Linked DNA regions of Homo sapiens: region 2 is linked to region 1. A link is a loop called in an ENCODE intact Hi-C map of the cell type or tissue named here. Cell type or tissue: CD14-positive monocyte. All regions are shown on one strand. Links, peaks and the distances in the headings refer to the core of each region. The heading gives the core; the rest is flanking DNA.

Region 1 (11,209 bases), core at 3,838-7,837:
ACAAAGGCCATGAGGGCAAGAATAAGAATTGCAGCACCTTGAAGGGCACACATCCCTGCCTGGAGGACCTAACACCATTATGGGGGTACACATAGGTGCTAAGGAATACTTGATGAGCTGACTTCCTACCACACTGTGCTTCAGCCCAGTCTTACTCAGCAACTGCTCTGCAAGACATCCAGATCATGGAAAGCCAGGTGAGCAAACCCGCCTTTGTCCACACCCCACCAGAGCTCCACACTGTAGGTACCAGAAGCTTCCTGGGCATCCAGGAATGACACAAAACTGTTTCTCTTTTCAAAAACTGAAATGCTCCCAAGATTGAACGTGCGGAACGCTTGTGCAGCTATAATCTCAGCAAACATCTGCCACCTTTGTGTGGCAAATGCAGTCTCTTTAGAATACTGCCTTTGATTTTGGGGAAAGACAAATCAGGCTGCACGTTTTGTTCTGAATGCGTCTCATCACAGGAGGAAATTTTCAGCAGCTTGGAATTCTGAATGTATGAAAAATGATTTTTTTTAAACAAAGAGTTCACGATAAAGCATCAACAAGGTTCCTAAAAGAGATGAAACCAGTTCTCTATTCCCATCCCTTTCCCCTCCCACGTCTCGTCTTTTTCTGGATTCTCCAAGGTCTTTCTCTGGAGCTGAGTCTCACTTATATTGCCATTTGCAGATCTGGGGTGGCAGCTCTTCTGGCCTCAGAGGGTTAGGTCAAGACTGCCAGTGGCCCAAGTCATCTCTACAAAGTGTGAGCTACAGAATAAGCCAGAGTCTCTTCTCTCTTGGTGTCAGACCTCACTGGTGTTTGTAAATCATCAAAATGGAAAAGCATTTGTGCTGCTGGGGAATGGACCTGAGATGCAGCCCCTCACTTCACAGCCCAGTAATAAAGAGTTGGTGTAACCACCCTGGAAGCAGCAGGTGGGGAGGAACAGCATTAGGCTGACCTGGGTTCAACTCCTCTCTTCTCTGCCGTCTAGCTCAGTGATCCTGGGTGGGCACCTTGAACCTGCTGGATCTCAGGTTTACCATCTGTAAAACAGGCCAGATTAAAGCCTGCCTTGTCATCAGAAGCCCATAGGTGAATGTGGGCACATCTGACTTGCAAACAACAAAGTGAAGTGCAGATGTAGAGTAATCAACTGTCCAGGCTCACCTGGGACTGAAGAGTTTCCCAGGATGTGGGACTTTCAGGAGAGTTCCAGACAAACCAGGAGTGTGGATCACCCTATGTCACCCAAAGCTAGCAAAACCCCATCATGACAGGGATAAGAACTAAGGTCGTCAAAGGGGTATAATGCATTTTCTGGAAAAATGCACACTGACTGATTCACTAAACAAAATATCCTGAGAATTTTATGAGAGGGTTAAGCAAGAGGCTTTCTTATTCTAATTTAGTCCTCCATTCACACTGGAGAGTTCAGTAAAGCTTTACATCTATTTCATAAATACCGGCATCACTTCACTTTTGCTAACAGGGCACCCAAAAGCATAATGGCTTAAAACAACAGTCATTTATGTACCTCACAAGTCAGTGGATCAGCAATTGGGCTGGGCTCAACGAGGGACTTCTCATCTGGACTCACTCATGTATCTTTGGTCACCAGCTTGTGCATCTAGGGCTGGCTGGACTAGGAGGGCCTCAGCTGGAAAGGCATGTTTTGGCTCCATATGGTCTCTCATCATGCAGTAGCCTTGTTCACGTGACAGCTAGGCAGCGTTCCAAAAGAGTCACAGCCCACAAGGCCTCTTGAGGCCTCACCTCAGCATTGGCATAGCATCACTTCCACCAAATTCTGTTGTCCAAAGTGGATCATAGAGCCAGCCCAGATTCAAGGCGTGGGGAAACAGACTCCAACTTTTGATGGCAGGAGCTGCAGAGATATATTTCAGAGGGGCGAAGATATAGGAGGTGAGGGGGAGAACTCCAATAATTTTTGCAATTGACAGTATCTTCCTTTTTATTTTATAAAACATAGAAACAAGGTACTTCAGTAGCTATAACAATCTATTGCTATATCATTGCCATCTCTCTAGTCACTCAAGCCAGAAACCTTGGAATTCTCCCAACCGGTCTCTGCCTCATTCCTGCTCCCTCTACACCCAACCAGGCCCTGCCATCTCCACCATCTAAACATTCATCACATAATTCCCTGGGATTATTCCTATTCATGCTCCCCACCTCCAGCCTCACCCTCTCTAATCCATTCTCCTCCCCACAGCCAGGATGATCCTTCTAAAGCATGCATTTGAACATGTCACTCTCTTTACTGAAGACTTGATTAGCTCTTTACTGCTGCCAAATTCTACCTATCAAAGCCTTTCTACTTTCTACTCCAGATATTCCACCTTCATCACCACCGCCAAATCACTACTGTGGCACCTAAACTATGTTCTGGGCAGAGTGAACTATTTAGCTTTTCTTAAACAAATCATGGCTTTTCATGCATTTGAAAATGCAACTCAAACTTACAGGAATGTTTCCCAAGACCTAGATATCTGTTATCAGTTAAAGCTAGACTGCAAACTCACCTGCATGCCTAGAGGACTATCTACTTGTACATCTTTCTATCTCTGTTATTGGATATCCCCAAAGATAACACAAACCATTTATTGTTCAATGACTTTGTTGGTGAAAACAACAACGATGATGCTAAAAGATAAATCAAGCATACAGATTGCTTAATGGAAAAAGTTATTTATAGTCAGCCTTCTGTATCCAAGAGTCCCATATCCACAGATTCAACGAACCTCTGACCAAAAATATTTGAAAATTAATTAATTAAAAATAACAAGACATCAATAAAAATGACACAAATAGAAAAACAACATAGTGTAACAACTATTTTGTACTTAACATTGTATTAAGTATTATAAGTAATCTAGAGATGATTTATAGTATACAGGAGGATGCGGGCAGCTTATATGCAAATAGCTACACCATTTTATGTAAGAAATTTGAGCATCCTCAGATTTGACATCTGAAAGGGATCCTGGAACCATTCCCCCATGGATACCAAGGGACAACTCCCTACTCACCCTTGTTAGTTCTGGAAAATAGTTACAGTGGTACTAGGGCAAGCAATTGATGACAGAATTATAGAGTCCTTCTGGGCGTAAGACATTTGTTATTCATCTGAGCCCATAGATGAAAACTTGAGAGCCACTGACCGCCACTATCATCTGGAACCAGCCCTCAGTACCTCTCCAGTGGGCAACTGCAACATCCTTCTCACTGGACTCCTCACTTCTACTCTTCACCTTTCAACAATCCGTTCTACACATGGTAACTAGAGTGATCCTTTTAGGTAACAAATCAGGGCAGATCACCTTCATGCTCTAAAACCTGCAGTACTTCCCCAATGCACTGAGAGCAAACTCTTCCATAGCCTACAAAGTCCTACACAATCTGCCCCTGTGGCCTCCACAGTCTCATCTATCACTCTCCCCGTCACTTGCTGAACCAACACCCTGGACTTCTTTCTATTCCTCAAAAATGCATTCACAGGACCCACACGTGGCTGATCCCACAGCTGCCCCCAATCACCATCTGGACTTTTGCATAACTGTCTGGCTCCACCAGGTCCCCCTCAAATGTGACCCCTCAGAGAGCCCTTCCCCAATGTCATTGAAAACTAACACTGTTTGCAAGTTTGTTTCCTTGACTATTGCCTACCTCCCCAACTGGAGTGCAATCTCCATGAGACCTGAGACCCAAGCTTACTCTCTGTACATCTTCAACATCCAAAACAGTATACTCAATAAAAGTTGGCTAAAGGAATCAATAAACAAATGAACGACACTACTAACAATTATGAAAGAAAGATAGGTAAGTACTTAATCAGAATAAAGATAAATGCCACCTCTAACTCAATAGAACCCGCCTACCACCTCTACACAGGTGAGAGAAACCCCTCCCAGCTCCAGGCTCAGAGGCCTCTCGAGAGAATATGTTGTCTTAGGGCTCAGGTGAAGCCCTTTCAAGCTGGCTTTTCATTATATCTCTTTAACCACGGTGATAAGTAGAGCCAGGTTCCCCTCTTATTGGTAGGACCAAATTTTCTCACTCAAAAACTTTACTATGAAAGAAATGGAACTCAGGTGCCTTAACTATGGCCTGATCAAAACTTGACAACAAAGAAATAAAGCAGCTTAAATGAGTTCTGGAATTGGCTCTCTAAAGACCCCAGCATGGGAGAGATGCACACATATATCTAATGCCCACCAGCAGCTACACTTGCATGTCCCACAGGGTCTGAGACTCACTGGGTACAAGGCAGGTTCATTATCTGGGTACAAGGCAGGTTCATTATCTTCCTCCCTACACCCACCCAACTTCTCCCTTTGTCAGTGTCACTGATGTCTCTGAGTAGCCAACATCTTCCAGTTACCAAACCAGAAACCTAGAAGTCTCCGTGGACAATTCCCTTTGCCTCAAGTCCCACATCCTCCTCATCCTCCCCTCTAAGCCCATGTTCTGGTTCCCATCTCCATACTCCCACTGTGTCCAAACAGTCATTATTGTCTGCCCCCTAGACAATCACATTTGTCTCATTGCTGGTCTCCCCACATCTACTCAGACATCCTTCATTCTCCCCGCAGCAGCCAGAACAATATTTTAAAAACTAATAATAAGCATGTCCTACAGCTTCTTAAGTGCCTGCTATGCCTTCCATTTTTCTTAGAATAGAGGGTAAACCCTCACCTTAGCCTGTAAAGCCCCATATAGTCTACCACTGCCCATCTGTTCAGCCTGGCTCACACTCTGTGGTCCTCCAACTTCCATGTCCTCACCCTAAGGGCCTCCTTTTAGTTCTAATTCTCTTTTTTAGTTCCAACTCTCTTTACAAAGACTTTGCACATACTGGTTACTTTGTATGAAACCATCTCCCACTACCAACCATGAGCCACCTTCTTGTCCATTCTTCAGATCCCTGCTCAGTTTTACTTCCATGGGAAAGTCTTCCCTGGCCATCCGGTCTAGGACAAGTCTCCAAAGAATGATAGTTTTTCCTTTAAAACACTTATATCTGTTTATAATTATGGATTCTTGGCATAACTATATGACTATAAACTCCAGAGGGCAGAGACTTGTCTCCCTTTGTGCTGCTTTGTATGCCCAATGCTTAGCACAGTACCTGGCACAGGATAGATGCTGAAAACAATGAACGAGTGAATGCATGAATGAATCAAGGAACTAGGAACAGCTATTCTGTGGAGTTCAGCTCACCCTCCAGCAGCTGGCCAAAGTCCCATATTTAGCAATCCTCATGAGAGATGGGAGGGGTAGATAAGCTAGGAGTGAAAAGTGGAAGAAATAAACTGAGTCGTTGAAAGATTAAGAACCCCATGCTGAATCTGCCCTTGTTTCCATGTAACTTGCAAGAACCCACTGTAATTTACATATTTCTGCACGAACATAGCGTGTAACTGACTCCCAATCCCTTCTAGATGGATGACACATTTACTGTCTCTCTTTGGGAATTTTATGTTGCATCCTGGATTCCTTAGAAATTGGCGGAGAGAGGTGGGAAGCAAGGATAGGTAAAACAAACGGGGTTTGCCATTGTCAATATGCCAAAGAGAAGAGACCTGGTAAGATCTAAGGGATGTTCCCAGACACTCACTTTAATCATCATTCCTATGAACACACACACACACACACACACACACACACACACACACACTATTGCTATGAGAAAGAAGCAAATCATTCAGACCACTAAAGCAAATGGTCCTGAATTACCTATCAGCCAGCTGATATAGTGGCAGTTTTCACCACATACCAGGCACCCTGCTAGGTGCTGAGAATGCAACAGAGAACGGGCCTCTAGGCCCAGAGCCTGTGCCCATGGACTACAGAGTGGTGGGGGCTGTAACTTTGAACAGGCTCACACTGTGGTGTAAACAAAGCTGAGATGGAAGTGCAGGGGCCAGGGCAGCACAGAGAAGGGGCACCTGACCTGGCCTTGGAGGTCAGCCACGACGTGCCAGAGGAACTGAGAGCAAAGCTGCATCGCAATAACCCCTCCGAGCCTCGACTTCCTCATATGTAAAGTGGAGACAGTGAGTCCCACTTCCCAAGGGGCTTAAGAGTATCTGATTCAAAATCATAATCGCTGGCTAATACTTAATGATCACCTATTTTGTACCAGCCATTGGGCTAAGCACATCTTGTGCATTAGCTCATCAACTCTTCATCACAACTCTAGAAAGTAGATACAAATATCCCCACGTTACCAATGAATAAACTAAGGTTTAGGGAGATGAAGACACCTACCCAAGTCGCTGGCAACCCGGGTCTGCCTGACAACACGCTTTGAGGCACAGCACTTCACCACCTCCCTTATGTAATCATGACAAGTTCTCAGCCCAAAATAAACCTTTAGTGAATTTCAGTTTCTTTTCTCCCTTCGTCCCCTCCTCTCCTTTCTCCATAGAGGAAACAAAACAACAAAGATCCCAGAGTGCTGTGACTCGAGCCGGTTTCCCTGGATTTCATGAAGCCACTTTTTCTGTATAAATATAGTCTTTGAAAGGACCTAGAAGGGGAAATCAGAATATTGAGAATTATTCCCACCTTAATAATAATAAGTCAAATTGGTGAGTCCAACTGAGGCCTCAACCTTAACCCAGGGGAGGTCCTGGGGCAGATGGCTCTAGGCTCTGCTTCCTCTGGGGCTGGAGGTTACTAAGTTTAAAGCCTGGTTGCCAACAGATCTCAACAATGAAGTCCAGAAATTAGTAAAGCCTACAAAGTGCTCAGAACACAACCTCCCTGCAGTCCCCCATGGCTTGTGTTCTATAAGATGCAGATCCAGCTGCTGCTCTGCTGGCCCATCCTGAGGACTTGGCACCATCCCACCCAGGAATGTATCACTTCACTGGCCCAGCCCTGCCTTCCCCTCTTCCACCCATGCCCAGCTCATTCACTGTATTTCAAGGCTTGACCTCATAGAAAATGTATGTATTCACCCATTTTATTTATTCTTTCACTCATTATCAGGGTCCTACTATCATGCATGCATTTGTGGATTCCCCATTGTGCTGATATTCTGAGTACGTTTGCAGATAAAATTGGAGGAGGAGATCTGCCTCCTGGCCAGTTGCCGCATTGCTCACTTGACTGAGAGCATGTGTCTCCAGCTGTCAGTCAGGCTCCTCCCTGCGCTTGATTCCAAAGCTGCAGAGGTCAGAGTTATAGGACTGGGAGGCTTAAGACACTGGGATGGTGGCCCTGCCTTCTCCAGCTCAGCTCAGCTCAGCTCAGCTAAGAACAATCAAGGTCAGGTCAGCTCCCAGATCAACCCAAGGACCCTTGGGAGACTCTGCCCCCAACAGGTAAGGGCTCAGAGAACATTGCTTGTTCTCTTGCACAGGCAGCAAGGCTGGGTAGTTACTGGGCTAAAGGGAGCCCTGGACTCCTGAGATACCTCTAAGAATCAATCCCCAGACCATACTCTTTGTCCTGACCTACATGCTCAGTTGACCTGACCTTTTAGTCTCCAGCAAAGTAATGGTGTGCACATGGAGTCAGCCAAACTTGGGACCATAGCCTAACTCTGTCATCTTCTAGTTTGGTGAATTTGGACAAATCGCTTTATGCATCTAATCCTCAGTTTCCCCATCTGTAAAATAGGGATGGTAATAATAATTGTAGTACCTGCTTCACAGGCTTAGTTTGATGATTAAATGAAATAATCACACAAAGAGAGTTTTACCCAAAGTTTCTCAACTTCAAAACTATTGACATTTCAGTCCAGATAATTTTTGGTTGTATGGAGTATCCTGTGCTTTGTAGGACACTTAGCAGGATCTCTGGCCCCTATCTTCTATAGGCCAGCAGCCCACCTCCTGCTCAGTTGTGACAACTCAGTGTCTCCAGATATTTCTCAAAATCTCCTGACATCAGCCCTGCTTGAGAACCACTGGTTAACCTAATGCCAGAAAAATAACAAGTTCAATTAATGTTAGCTATTATTATTATTGCCCACTGGAACCCAGTCTGCTTGGATGGTCTCTGGCCCTGTCCAGCCCTCACCAGCTCCATAGCCTAAGGCTTATCCTCAACCACAATTTTCTATGTACTAGGAGGACCCTGATTCAAGGTATTTGGAATTATGGCACAGTCAATAGCCTGACAATGACTAGAAATGTATCTATGCCATACAAGATCTGTCTCCCTGGGAATATAAAGGAAAGAATTGGAGGAGGACAGGAGAATCAGGGAGACAGTTTCCCAAAGCAATTTAGGGCTCAGAAAGAGAATGAAAATTGGTGTTGAAAGTACTAAAGAGCATAAGGAAAATGATAGCATTCAACCAATGTAATAAGACATAAAAGAAATAGAGATGATAATATACTATTGGTACTGTCAACATGGCACTCAGAACCCATGATGGTAGATGTGTTCTGAAGACCAAATGTGTTTATGGATGTAAAAGTGCCTAGCCCATGACCTGGCAAATTGTAGACCCTCAATAAAGGTCATATAAAACTATCATTCAGGTTGACATTTTTTGTCAGGGAGAATACTGGACCAGATGGAATTGGCTCAGCATTCTACGTCAGAGGTGGGAGCGATCATTGAGACAATGTGACCCAGCTCCTTCATTTTACAGCTGAAGACATTTACATGGAGAGAGGAGAAGTAGATTGGGAAAAATCACACAGTATGTAAATGCCAAAAACTAAAATTAGAACTAGGTTTTCCAGACTCTACAGGTGGCTACAGTGCACATAGATATACACACGTAGATGGCTCTGTCCTAAGACCAGCACACTTGAGTTACCTGAGAGTCAGACTCAGCAGCTGAATAAAATCATGAGCAGGTGCATCTGAGTAATGTGGTATTGTGCTACTCCCTGCCTTCTGGCCTTGGCATCCCCCAAACAGTCATCCTAACCCTCTTGACTCTGCTACCCTGTGTTCCTGGCCTCGCTTCCATTTTTATGCCTCTTTCTTCTCTCTACTCTCCTCTCCAAAAAACCCTGTATCAGACTCATCTGATCCCATGAGAGTAGCCAGATTCCTCCTCATTTGGTTTAGCATCTCCTTCCTGACAACAACTAACTTGCACTGGATATGTACTATGTGCTAAGAATTGAATATGCATTACCTATCTATATAATAACAGTCACTACTATTATCTCCATTTTATAGATAATGAAACTAAGCCTCAGTTTCATGTACAGGAAAGGAGAGGCAGAGTGTTAATAAGTAGAATTAAAAGAGACTAACATATCAAAACACTAACTAGGGGGAAACATGATTTTCCTAGAGTAATAGGTAGATGTGGTTGAATTTCTAAAGAGAATGAACTAGTTTAGTCTGAAGTCCAGGGGGAAGTGGCAGCTGGCGAAGTCTCCCAGAATTGTGTTTTTCCTTCATGTCTGGTAAATATGGGATCACCAAGTGGATGGGGAATGGGAGGGTAGTGATGCTGGGCTTCTTGGTCAATGGGATTCACAGCCATGCAATGACATCTCCCTCTCTGCGGCCTCCAGTCCACCCAGAGGTCTGTATAGCCAGACTCTCATTTGTCCTCACCTGTTTCCTAAATCACAGGTGGGGTAGGGACTACAGGGCTCCATCTGTCTTGACGCCCGACCTCCAGCTCCTGATCCACTTCCGACTAATCCATCTGTGGAGCCATCCAAGACTATGACCCACTTCCCACAGTGCTCCTCCCCAGACAAGCTTCCCTGTGGACGGTCTTGTGCCCTAGTGTTCCTGCAGCCTGCGGGCACAAGCACCGCCTGTTCTGGACAGCTCCGCCCAGCCCAGCCCTCACCTGGGTGTTGTCCTGGACTCCACCCTCCCCTTCCCCATCTCAGCCCAAGACTTCTGGCTCCATCTGCTCTGGCCTAGAAATGTCTCTCTCACTTGGGCCTTTGTAACAGCTGCTTTTCTCAATCAAATTTCTTGTCCCTGATATACTTACCTCTCAAAAATGCAAATATGTTAATATCAGGTTATTGCTTAAACACCTGCTGTGTATTCCCATTTCTTCTAGGATAAAACCCAAGCCCCATGGATTGAGGGTCCCACCCTGAAGCTGAATCTATCAGACTAGGATTTCTTCTGCCAGGTGAGTCTAGGGAAGATGATGTTGCTTAAAGTCAAACACTAGGGCTTTGAGACATTTGGCCTTATGCTCAGCAACCTTTAGATGGTAGAATCTTACATCTAAAAACGACCCTAAATCAACCTGTCCCCATGCACACTAGCTCTTTTCCTGATCGCCACCAGTGACGAGGCACTCACGATGTAGTGAGACAGCCCATTCTGCTGTGTAAAGAACTTTCTTATCACAGGATCCTAGACTCTCAGATTTGTAACACACTCAGAAGGTGTTATTCTTCCACCCAGTGGAAACACTTCTCTGCAATAAATGAGCAAATAACCTGATCAATTTTCTTGAAATATCCACACTGTGATGTAATTGTGTTCTGGAATCCAAATGCAGGCTTTTGCCTCTTTCCCACATAAATATCTTCCACCATAAAAAATATGTTTGGTTTCTGGATTATACCAATGTGGTACTCCTCTCAGTTGTTTTCCAGTCAGAAGTTTCACCCACTTGCCCAAGGGTGCAGACTCTAGAGACAGTTACAGATAGTCTAAGTTAAAATATCATCTCTGCCATTTGCAAGCTGTGGAAACTTGGTTGAGTTACCTAATTTCTTTAAACCTCAGATTCCCCATCTGTAAAGATGATACCTACCTCCTTTAGCTATTATGGGGACTAAATAAGATATTATATAAGCTGCTAAGCACAGCATCTGGCACATATAAGTGATCAATAAATGTTATTTTTTATTATTTAAAGTGAAACTTTTCTCTATGATGTCAGTGATGGCTTTCGAACATTTTTTCCTAGAATCCCAATATTCAAAATAGATGCAGTATGGCTCTGATGGCAGCATGGGCGGGCATCCCAGGGTCCCATTGCCTCTGCCTTTCCTGTCCCTATTTCCTCTTCTTCATGGCACCCCTGTGCCATGAAGGGGTGAGACACCCCTATGGAACCTTAGGACTCTTCCCAGTATAGTTTGAAAATAAATGAGATATAAATAAATAAATAAAATGTCATACCAGGAAAAGGCAATTGCAGAAACACAGGAATATGTATTACTTTCCTATTGCTTCTGTCACAAACTTAATGGCTTAAAAATACACAAATTATTATCTTACAGTTTTG
Region 2 (11,209 bases), core at 2,945-6,944, 57 kb after region 1:
CTGGAAATGCAAGCGTGGAAGCCATGAGAGTGCCAAAAAATGTGGAAGATGGAGGCAGAGAGAACCAGACTTGAATCCTGGCCCCACCTCTCACCCACACTCCCTGAACCTCAAGTTTTGCATCTATAAAACTGTGGTGATAATAAAACCTACCTATAGGGCTGTTGATCCAAACTGTATTTTGTAGCTCCTCCAGGGAAGTTTTCCAGTCAACCTAATGCTTCTCTATGGCTGTTCAGGGAATGAAAAAATGAGGAAGGAATTAATGAATTATTTCATGAGAATGCCATTTTCCTCTGCTTCTTTCATGTTAAGAATTATATAGAGCATGTGCCACTGCTGTCTTCTTCATGAAACCCCCTGAGAGGCAAGGGTGGGGTGGAAGGTGAGGATGGCCATGGGAGTAAGCAGTAAAGCTCCTGAGCCGTCATGAGCCTGGCTGTCCATTCAGGAGCTATGAATGGAATGGTAACTAAGAGGAGCAGGGTGTTTCAAGCTTGAGCATGCATTAGATTCCCCTGGAAGTTTTTTAAAGCACAGATGACTGAGCCCCACCCCAGAGTTTTCAGATTAAGTAGATCTAGGGTGGTGCCTGAGATTTTTCATCTCTAACACATTCCCAGACAATGCTGATGCTGCTGGTCTGGGGATCACACTTTGAGAACCACTGGGTTAGGTCAATGACCCAGGCTGATGAAGTCTCCACCATAATCAACACTTGGTTTCTAAGATTACACTGAGTGTTGACATCCCACTGGCAGGAGAGCAAACAAATGAAGAAACTCCACCTTCTTCTTAAGCTCCCTGGCCAGAAAGTGATGCACATTCCTTCCACTCACATGTCATAGGCCCCACCTTTGCAAAAGGACCTGGGAAATTTAGTCCTTGGATGGGCTCCTTCTTAGTAAGCCACTTTCTTCCCAGGCATGCAAAGGGGTCACAGATCACTTAGTGTTGAGCCACTGCCACTGCCGTACATGACAAGTCATCACCTCATCTCCAAATCTTGGGCCTTGCCACCAAGATGTGGGTTAGCCCAGCCACAACCTCAATTCAGATTCCGAGAGCTAAAAATGTACTGTGAACAGAACATGCTCTGGAAGTCATGGGAGAAGGGGAAGCAGGACCTATGGAAAGATGGATACCTGGGCCTCATCTTCCTTAGACTGCTTCTCAATGACACAAGTCCATGAATGTCTCCACTCCCACTGAGGGCACAGTGTGTACAGTGGAACCATGGACTTGCAGTCGGATGGAAGAGCCATCACTCACCAGCTGTGTAACTTTAGGCCTCTCTGCCCCTGGTAGGTATTGCTGGTTGACATAGGGCAGCACCCAGATTGTAGCTCCTCCACTTCCTGCCAGGCCTCCTCCTCCAGCCTCCTCAACTCCTGGCCATGAATGTGTGCAGCAATGTGACAATAGCCATCACTTCTCCAGCAGGTTACTCACATCATCAAAGTTGGGGAGTTCGAGGAGATAAGAGACCTATGCAGATTCAATGCCTCCTTATATAATCCAGCTCACATTCTGCTTTGCCCTTGCCCTACAGTTCCTGTCAATCCTTCCTTCCCCACCTGCTTGTTCTGTTGACTGTAGGCCCAGACACCGAAGCAATGGCCCCCTGTAGATGGTTGAACCAGCTTCCACAACTGCACAGGATCAAACCCTCATAAGAAAGCCCTCAGTTTATGCCATTCTTAGTGGTTTTGCTTCTCTGGCTGAATCATGACTGATACGGGTGCTTTTCTTCCAACATTCTCATTTAATTTTCTGAACAACTCCACAAGAACATTCTTGTTAGTCTTATTTTAGAGATGAGCAAAGTGAGAATCAGAGAGGCTAAGTCACCTGTCTGAGATTCCACAGCTAGTGAGTGGTGTTGGGGCTGAGACTTGAACCCGGGCCTCTCAAACACCAGTACTTTGACCACTATGGTATTTTGTGAGCTCCTTCAGAAGAAAACTGGGCCCCATGAGATGGTCAACGCAATATCAGGTTTTCCCCTGTGTCCATGCCAGGATCCTGCTCCTCTGTGCCCCCAACAAAGGCTCATCCACTGTGACACGGGAAGAGGCTTCCTTGACAAGGGCCTGTTGTCTGCAGAGTGGCCACTATTTTCTCTCCCCTGTTTCCCCTCTAGCTCTGGCCAGAGGTTCCCAGTGGGTTGATTATCCCATTTTTATTACAAATCAATAGGAAAAGGAGAAAAGCTTTCTGAGAAGATTCTAAGCCTAATTAAAAACCCAGGAGAGGGCTGGACATGATGGCTCATGCCTATAATCCCAGCACTTTGGGAGGCCGAGGCAGGCAGATCACCTGATGTCAGGAGTTCAAGACCAACCTGGCCAAGATGGTGAAATCCCGCCTCTACTAAAAACACAAAAATTAGCCAGGCATGGTGGCAGGTGCCTATAATCCCAGCTTCTAGGGAGGCTGAGGCAGGAGAATTGCTTGAACCCAGGAAGCAGAGGTTGCAGTGAGCCAAGATCGCACCACTGCACTCCAGCCTGGGCGGTAGAGCAAGACTCCATCTCAAAAAAAAACACAAACCCAGGAGAGAACATCCCTCAAAACTATTCTGCTCTTGTGTAAAGACACATATGATAGGAGAGACGGTGCAGAAGAAAGAAACAGGCTTCCATTGCGAGGTGTGGAGACCTGCCCATGAGAGAGGCAAAGAAAGGCAGAAAAGAAAACAGATGAAAATGGAGAAAATGACAGAGGAAAGGGGGAGGGGGAACCACCAAAAACAGCAAGCGGGAAGTAACCTAGATATAAAGGAGGGAGAGAAAGGGAACAAGACATAAAATGAGAAAGAATCAGAGACAAAGAAAAATAGAAACAGAGAATAAATGGGAGAAATAGGTATAGAAGAAGAGAAAAAGATGGATGAAAGAGGTGAGAATAGAAGGGAGAGTCAGAATGAGAGAGACAGAGAAAGGGAAAGACAGACAGAGAGAGAGAGAGGTGACTGCCAGGTTCCTACATAATTAACTTTCTCCCTTGGTCCCAAGTTTTTGGGGGGAGACCAGAGTGGAACCCAAGACAGCTGGTGGGGAAGGGAGGCACCCTGGCCACTGCCCCCATTGTGCTGGACAGTGGCCACACTTGACACAGCAGCAGGAGATAGACATCTGCCTCTGAGTCAGCTCCTTTCTTCACAGCCCCACCTGCCCCACCTTTTGGGCTAATGTTGCAGAGTTAATTACAGAAAGCCTGCCAGACTGGGGATATATGAGCCTCAGGAGAGCCTGGTTCTGAAGGCGGAGGGAAGAGGGGAGGGAGAGGACGGTCAGGGTCACCTACTGAGCTGGGCACTGAAGGTTTCTACTACCTGGAATGGTCCCTAAGCACCCACAGGCAAAAGGTGTCTGAGGCCCAAGGAAATAAGGGGAGGTCTGTCGGGGCTAATGCCTAAGCCACAAAGCCAATTCTTCCATTATGGATTTAGACAGCTTTCCCACACTTCTACCTATCCCTATAACTTTCCCCAGAGGGTTTTGCCAGTCTGCCATTTTTTTCTGCCCCTTTACCACCTCCTCTCCCCATCTGCCAATCCTTTCTCCTATCTGACATCTCCTCCTGTATCTACCGTCTTCCATTTACCCACCTCCACCCATCCATCTAAACTTTCACCCACCGGAAGCTCCAAAATCCCACTCCTCATCCTTCTACCAACTGCCTACCCACCTGCCAAACACTCTTCCATCGATTCATGTTTCTTTATAGGCCAACTTTTCCACCCTTCCTCTAACTCCTTCAACCTCCACAGAACCTTCAGTCACCACCATTTCCACTATCCACATGCCAATCCTTCCATCCATGAATCAGCCCCTGTATTTCCCAGCTCCTCTCCATCTGACCTTCTCTCTATCCATGCACCATTCTCCACTTATCTTCCAAACTCCTTCATCCATCCACCAATCCCTCCACCCATCTGCCAACTTGTCCATACATTTGTCAACCCCTCCCCCTTCCTCCAACTCTTCACCTACCATCCCTTCTTTTTCCAAATCCTCCATCCAACCACCAAAATTTCCAACCCCTCTCTACATTTACTTCCACCCTCATCAATTCCTACATTCACATGCTAACCCATCCCTTCAGGGAGCCATGCTCCCTTCCATTTATACATACAATTCCATGTCTAATCCACCAATACCTAACCCCATCTACCATCTCATTCATCTGTCCATTCAGCAACCCTTCCATTCCATTCCAATATGTCAACCTCTTCCTACACTGTCAACTCCTCCCTCCTTCCATCCTTCAATCCCCCAACACTCCAACAATCTCTTAATGCACCCACTGACTTCACAAAGGCCCCAACCCAGCCCTCAGGGAAGTTCTGTAAAAAGAAAATGGTTTTGCAGAACTGCAGAGCTGGGATATAATCTTGGTTTGGAACACACTGGCAGCATGGCTCAATTCAGTGCTCCCTGGCCTAGTCACAGCTTTGGGAAGGTCCTCAAGGCCATTGAGGAAGCTGGACAGAGTAGAAAGGGAAGTAGGGGAAAGGTTCTCTCACCTCTGTTAAGGACGCTGGTAAAGTTAATTACAGCCAGCTCCTCACCCCTCTCCACCCACCCCAACTAACTGGACAGTACAGAGGGAGGCTCACCCCCCTGATTTCTGCCCTGACCTGTTCTGCCTGCCCTAATGGACACAACCAGGCCACAGTCCCCTCCTCTGCCTAAACCCCGGGGTTTTGAGCCAACTCCAAAGACCCTGACCAGCCAAAGCCATGTTGAACCAAGGCCTGAGCAGATTCACCAGGCTGAGGTTGCAGGTGGCCCCCAGCACCACAGTGGCCTACTCAGTCTATATGGTCCCATCTCTTAAATACCAGAAAACCTCTTGACTACTTATGAGTCAGTTTAGACCCAGGCCAGGTAGATTCCAGGTAACACAGAGAGGTAGAAACTGCATCAAACCTAGATGTAGGTTATGGAATCAGCAAGACCTGGGTTTGTATTCTTCTTGTACTTCCTGGCTGTGTCACTTAATATCTCTGAGCCACAGTGTCCTTGTTTGTAAAATGAAGGTCAGAAAGCTCCTACCTACTGCATGGGATTATAATTTTAAAATATACATACATTGGGATAGAGCTTGAAACACAGTAGTCCCCCATCGAGAGATGCCTTCACCTCACTTGGACTGGCTCTGGTGGCTAAGTCCTGGTCTTCTCTGTACATCAGGGAAAACAGGACAAATTGACATTCTTAGACCAGGTTGCCTGTGCTGCAAAACTAAGCCTTCTCCCCGAAAAACCCCCTTTATAAGAATTTCCACAAAAACAAAAACGAAAGCCTCTGTTTTTTAGGTACTTTTAAATGCCTGGAAAATTTTGCAATGGGGTAAAACTTGGCCAGAAAGAGAAACAAATTTTTTTTTTGCAAATCTCAGCCCTACCTTTTGGCCTAGGTTGGCCCCTTGCCAAAAATGTGAGATGACAGGTGAATGTGTGAGTTTCTGTGACTTGGGTTTCCAAAATGGCATTCAACAAGTGATCTGCCTAATTGCTTTTGATATCTAGAAAAGCTAATTAAGGTAATAATACTTGGCACTTGTATAATAATAAAAATAATGACCCTTTGTATGTAAGGAGCATCTTTCATCCAAGGATTACAAAGCCTTTACAAACATTAATTAATCCTCACAACTCACCTGTGAGGTGGGTGTAATTAGACCCAATTTATGGCTGGATGAATTGAGGCATGGATGGGGTGAGGGATGTGGGGAAGATCACACGCTGCATCTGCTGCCAAGACTGGGATGGCCCTGAAGATTCTAGAAGCTGTACTCGGAATTCTCACATCTGTCTGGTAGAATCCCTCTAAGCTGTCCCAAGGAACACCCCCATGAGTCAAAGTTCTCTCTTGACCAGCCACGGAGAAAAGCAGAACACTAGGACCTCATCTGGCTGGGTGACCTTCAGCTAGTTCCTTCCCCTCTCTGAGCCTTTACTTCCTTCCCCATTAGCCAAGATGACTGGGTTCCATGACACCTCACCTCCCCAGTGTTCAGCCCCACAAGCTTGTCATCCTGTTTCTTGCATCACTGGCAGGTTTTCAGGGCCTTGAAGCCACCAACAAAGACCCAGGTTCAGCCAGCATCCCTGGGCAGTTAGGTTGCCAGATTTAGCAAAGAATAATACAAGCCACTGAGTTAGAACTTTTGAATTTCTGAAATTTTTGAATTTCAGAAAAACAATGAAGAATTTTTCAGTATAAGCATGTCTCGTGCAATATTTGGAACATGGTTATACTAAAACATGGTTTGTTATTTATCTGAAATTCAACTTTAACTGGGTGTCCTGCGTTTTGTCCAACAACCCTGCTTGTTAGCCACTCTGTGCCAGGCACAGGCTGAATTTCTCACATCTCTGATCTCAGGTAATCCTTCCCCTACTCTGGGAGGCAGGCATTATCACTCCCATTTTGCCACGAAAACTAGTCTAGAGAAGAAAAGCGGCCTGCCCAGAGTCCTGAATTCCTCACCTACCTGGGTCTCCCTGGAGTCTCCACTGACACCCCCAGTGATTGATTCCCCAGTGCCCAGAGACCAAAGTCCACACTCCCTGAGGACAGCCCTTCCAGGCCCTGCAAATCTGCCCCTAAAGTCCTCTCTAGCTTCATGTCAGCCCAAGGGTCCCATCACAGGCATATGCAATAGATTCAGTGTAATTAGTGGTGCCCAGCACCCACACTTCCTTCCGTCAGGCCTCCAGGCCTTTGCCTCTGCCGGTCCAACCACCTGGAATGCTGTTCCTCCATCTTCTCCTGCAAAATGCCTGCAGGTCTGCAGGATACTGTCCAGTGTCACCTCCTCAGAGATGCCTTCCCTGGCCAAACACTCGTTCTGCTGTGTTAACCTCTGTGCTGCCACATTCCCCAGCATGCTTGCATGCATGTGTGTGTGTGTGTGCATTCACGCGTGCATTTGTGTGTGCGTGTGTGTGCATGTGTGTACTGTGTGTGAGTGTGTGTGTGTTTGTGTGTGCGTATTTTCTCTGTGCTCCACCCTCCCATCACCAGTACACCTAGGGTTGTTTCTTGGCCCCATGCCTCAGCATACACTATTTCCTCTTCCTGGAATCATCCTCCAAAATTAAGTCATTCATTCATTCAATTGATACTTATTAAGCACTTGCTATGTGTTGAGCTTATCCTTCCTGCCCTTATGAAATCAACAGTCTAGTGCAGGGGTCAGCAAATTTTTGTCTGTAAAGAGACAGATCGTAAATAGTTAGGCTTTGCAGGCCATAGGGTCTGTGTCACAACTACTCCACTCTGCTGTTGTAGTGTGGGTGCAGTCATAGACGGTATTAGCTGGGTATGGCTGTGTTCCCATAAAACTTTATTTACAAAAAAAGGCAGTAGGCCACATTTGGCCTATTGATTCTAGTTCACCAACTCCTGGTCTGTTCAAAACGGACATTGAGCAAATATCACACAAATGCCGGATTTAACAAATTTCTTCAATCCTGTGAAGGCGAAGATTCTACTCAAACTCTCCCCACTCTGTGAGATCTTTTAGCAGTGGCCTCTTCCTCTGTGCTTTCAGAGCTCCTGAGTTTAGGGGGCTCATGTGTGGTCATTCAAGGCAGGGACCACCTTTCCAACCAGATGCCTTAAGACCCACTGCTGATGCTGCACCTACTCCTGCCTGAGGTGTCCCTCTGGGGCCAGATGGGGCTGGGCTGGGGTGGACCTTGTTTAGGACCCCTCCCTAGCAGAAGGGAAGTTCTGCTCACCCCTCATCCTTAAAGATGATCCTCCTGCCACTCCTTCCAATAACTTGTCTCCAATTATAACCCAGGGTGAGCCAAACTGGGCATCTTATTTAATAGAGAGTGACTGTGCTCGTATATTTGAGTTAGAAGCGTCACATTTTCCTTCTTGGCAAGAAGGAAACATAAAACCCTCTCCAGAGACCCCAGGGCCAAAAGAAGGGACAGATGTTTCCAGCATCATGGCTTTGTGTCCCCTCCTTCGGTGGTTCCATCTTGCTAGGCTCCAAAACTGTTTTTCAGGATGTGCACCCCGCCCCAACACACACATACATATGTTAAAATCAGGCCCCCTATGCATTCATACACATGTGTTCAGCACACAGGCTTACATACACCTCAGGTAGATGTATGTTTACATATATAAGCACACATGGACACACACAAATTCCTGCTTCACACATATACCAAGAGTATTCACAACAAGGCAGACAAATTTGGGCACAAAAACAGATTCATCTAGAGACACACAAACCCCGAATTTTTGCCCCACAGCTACTATACATGTGTGCATGCACACACACACTATGCACATGTATGTGCACATGCCCACACTATGCACATGTGAGCACGCACACACATGCACACATGCTATGCATGTATATACAGTGAAATCCAATCCCGCTACGTCTTGCAGGGGGAACAGGCCGTGAAAATCACATCTTTGCATTTCTGGCCTACCAGTTCCGTCTGGGTTCCTGCTGCCAGTCTCAGCTCCGGGGAGGGACACAGGAAATTCCCATTTCCCTGACTGCCAAATCTCAGCCACCTCTGACCCTTAGAAAGACAGAAACTCCTCCAGCTTCCTGTGAGCCATTCCTGCTGTGTGCCCAACACTCCTAGCCAACGTGTGGCCTGAGGAGATAATGCGAGGCTTAGTGTCCAGCCCCATGTGTGGCTCCTGCAGTCAAGGCAGCTTCCTTGGCCTCCCCTTGGGGTCAGGGCCTGGCATGCTAGGGGCCTCCAGGGAAGGGCCTTGGACTGCACCCAAGGTCAAATGCCCTCTTTATCTGAAGGACGCTGACCACTTTCCTGCCCTGCTTCCCTCTGCTTCCAACATTTCTAGCAGCCTTGGGGAGCTCACTGTCCCCAGCAGCCAACGCCTACTACTGCTCTTTTAACTCTTACTGAGCCGTCTGCATCCAGGCTCTGCTGCCTTCCTAGTGGGGAGCCAGTGGCACAGATGGAAGTGACAGTGGCAGGAATTAAGAAGCTGGTGAACCCCAGCTCCCAGGCTCTTGGTTGAACTGGACCGCAGAATCGGGACCCCTTGTGGGTGTCCTCCTGTTGAACAATTCACTCATCCACTCATTCAAAACACTTGGGCTGAGGCTCTCACCTGGTGCTGGGGATTCAGTGGTGACTAGACAAGAGTCGCTGACCTTGCTGTGGGCATAAAAACCTGGGTGCCAAGGGAACTCGTCAGCATGGGCTTCTGTAGTCAGGAAAGCTTCTCAGAGAAAGCGGCATCTGACTTGGGTCTAGCAGGCCAAAGAGAAATGTGCATGGAAGAACAAGCTATATGTAACCAAAAGCAAATGGAAAGGGAGGCTGGGGCTGCTGCATAGTAGGAGCTCTGCAAATGTTTGTCGACTGAATGAATGAAGGGGAACTTCTGGAGGCTTTTCAGTAAGGAAGTAATATTGATTATTATTTCTAAGTGATGCCATCTACTTCTCACCAAAGGGCTTCTTTGCCCAGGATGGATGGATCTTCTCCCAGAGGTTTAATTGCTCCATGGATTCCCTGACCCCAGTCCCCACCACACCCTTACATATAGACACAAACACACCCACAAACAAGTGCTGGCTGCAGATGCCCACGTGCACACAGACACTCACACACATGTGAGACAACCACACATGTGCAACCACATGCAGCCCATGTCCACATGTCTAAGAATGATAATCATAGCAAACACTTTTATCCGACTTTCCCACAGGCCAGATGGCAGTTCTCTGCATTTATTAACTCAGTTAATTCAGCCCTCTAAGGTAGGAACTATTGGGATTCCCATTTCTACAGATAAGAAAACTAAGCCATGGAGATGAGTCAGTTATCCAAAGTCATATAGTTAGGAAGTGGTAGGGGTGGGATTTGATCTGGGCCACCTGATCCCAGAGACCATGCTGATAATCACTAAAGCAAAGCGGTCCCAGTATCCTTCTCAGCCTCCCTCTCACTCCCAGCCCTCCACACTTCACCACCCATCCGTGGTCCAGACACGTTGAAACCCGTGGGATCCCCCAAACACACAATTCGCTGCCATGCTCATCTCTCTGACATGTTCCCTTCCATCTCTTTCCGAGGTCCACATCTCCTTATGAGGTCCGTTTTATTATTTGTTTACCAAACATTTGTTAAGCACAGATTATGGACTGAGGCTTTGTGCTTAGCATTTTACGTGCATTCTCTCATTCAACCCTCACTACAACCTTATGAATGTCCTATTGTTATTAGCCTCATTTCACAGATGAGTAAACTGAGGCACAAAGTTGTTAAGTCACTCCCGCAAGGTCACAAAGAGGGAGAGCTTGGAATGGACTCAAACCATCTTGACTCATGAGCCTCAACTCTTCATCTCATCTTAGTCTGCGTCCTGCTCAGCTTTGGCTTCTGTGACTGAGAACAAAGTCTCAGAGGGAGGAAGAGGAGAAGATGGAAGGGAGGAGGAGGAGGAGGAGGAAGAGGAGCAGCATTAAAACAAAACTCAAGGCTAGCGGAGATTACGAATCCTGAGTGTGGGTGGGGTGGATAGGAGGATTGTAGAGCGACCTTGTAAACTTTTTACCCACATTTTATTGTGAATATTCTGAAAGCATGGAAGAGTTGAAAGCACTGTGCCATGAGCGCCCCTAAACCCACTACCTTGATTTAGCAATGAGCCTCTCACTATTCTTGCTTTATCTCCTGTCTATGCATCTTGCAAGCCATCGATCCACTTACAATGCAGATACTTTGCAGACTTCTTCAAATCTGAAGAAATGGTCAAGGCTAAGCTCCCTTGGGAAAATCACTGTGGGTGACGCAGGTTGAGATTTTTACTGGGGCCCAAGAGCCTGTGCACAGTTTACATGTACACACACAGTTAGACGCACGTGAGTGTGTGCGCGCACACACACAAGGGAGCAAGGACACAAAGGATGAAGACAGTCTCAGGATTTGGAAGAGAGCCAGGACTACCTCAGTTGATCAGTCCACCAGTTCCTTTCCACCTGCCAGGCCCCATTAGCCCCATCGAGGCCGCCAGGGGCCCCAGGGGCTCAGGGCCAGGCTAGGGGGTGGGGTATTTCCCTAATTGGCCTGCTCGTCCTTCACCCAGCAGAGGAAACAGCCGCTGGCTTCAGCCTCCAAATGACAGGAAACGCCACGGAGGGCTACTCGGCAGTAATTACTACTTTGAGAAAGGAGGGG

The links. A loop is a pair of places that touch in the nucleus more often than their neighbours do. Peaks named below come from ENCODE experiments on the same cell type or tissue, not always from the same donor. Only the 100,000 strongest peaks of a DNase experiment are listed, where the experiment ranks them.
Region 2: it touches region 1 in a loop (2.0-fold over the local background); 1 of 110 quality-filtered maps calls a loop at or near these places.

The regions. Positions count from the first base shown.
Region 1 is chr20:40,577,467-40,588,675 of GRCh38, forward strand. LOC102724968 (a long non-coding RNA gene) reads right to left here. Exons shown (of 8, transcript XR_001754596.2): 7 at 1,529-1,879. It overlaps LOC107985435 (a long non-coding RNA gene), which reads left to right and starts at 7,222. Exons shown (of 3, transcript XR_001754598.2): 1 at 7,222-7,346; 2 at 10,022-10,096. In CD14-positive monocyte, for the core only: no CTCF peak of the experiment used is centred there; DNase peaks (open chromatin) are centred at 5,245, 6,015 and 6,335; H3K4me3 peaks cover 2,040 bases; H3K27ac peaks cover 3,219 bases.
Region 2 is chr20:40,635,435-40,646,643 of GRCh38, forward strand. It overlaps LOC102724968 (a long non-coding RNA gene), which reads right to left and starts at 5,744. Exons shown (of 8, transcript XR_001754596.2): 1 at 5,671-5,744; 2 at 5,100-5,190; 3 at 154-231. RefSeq lists a silencer at 8,445-8,594. In CD14-positive monocyte, for the core only: no CTCF peak of the experiment used is centred there; DNase peaks (open chromatin) are centred at 4,477 and 5,977.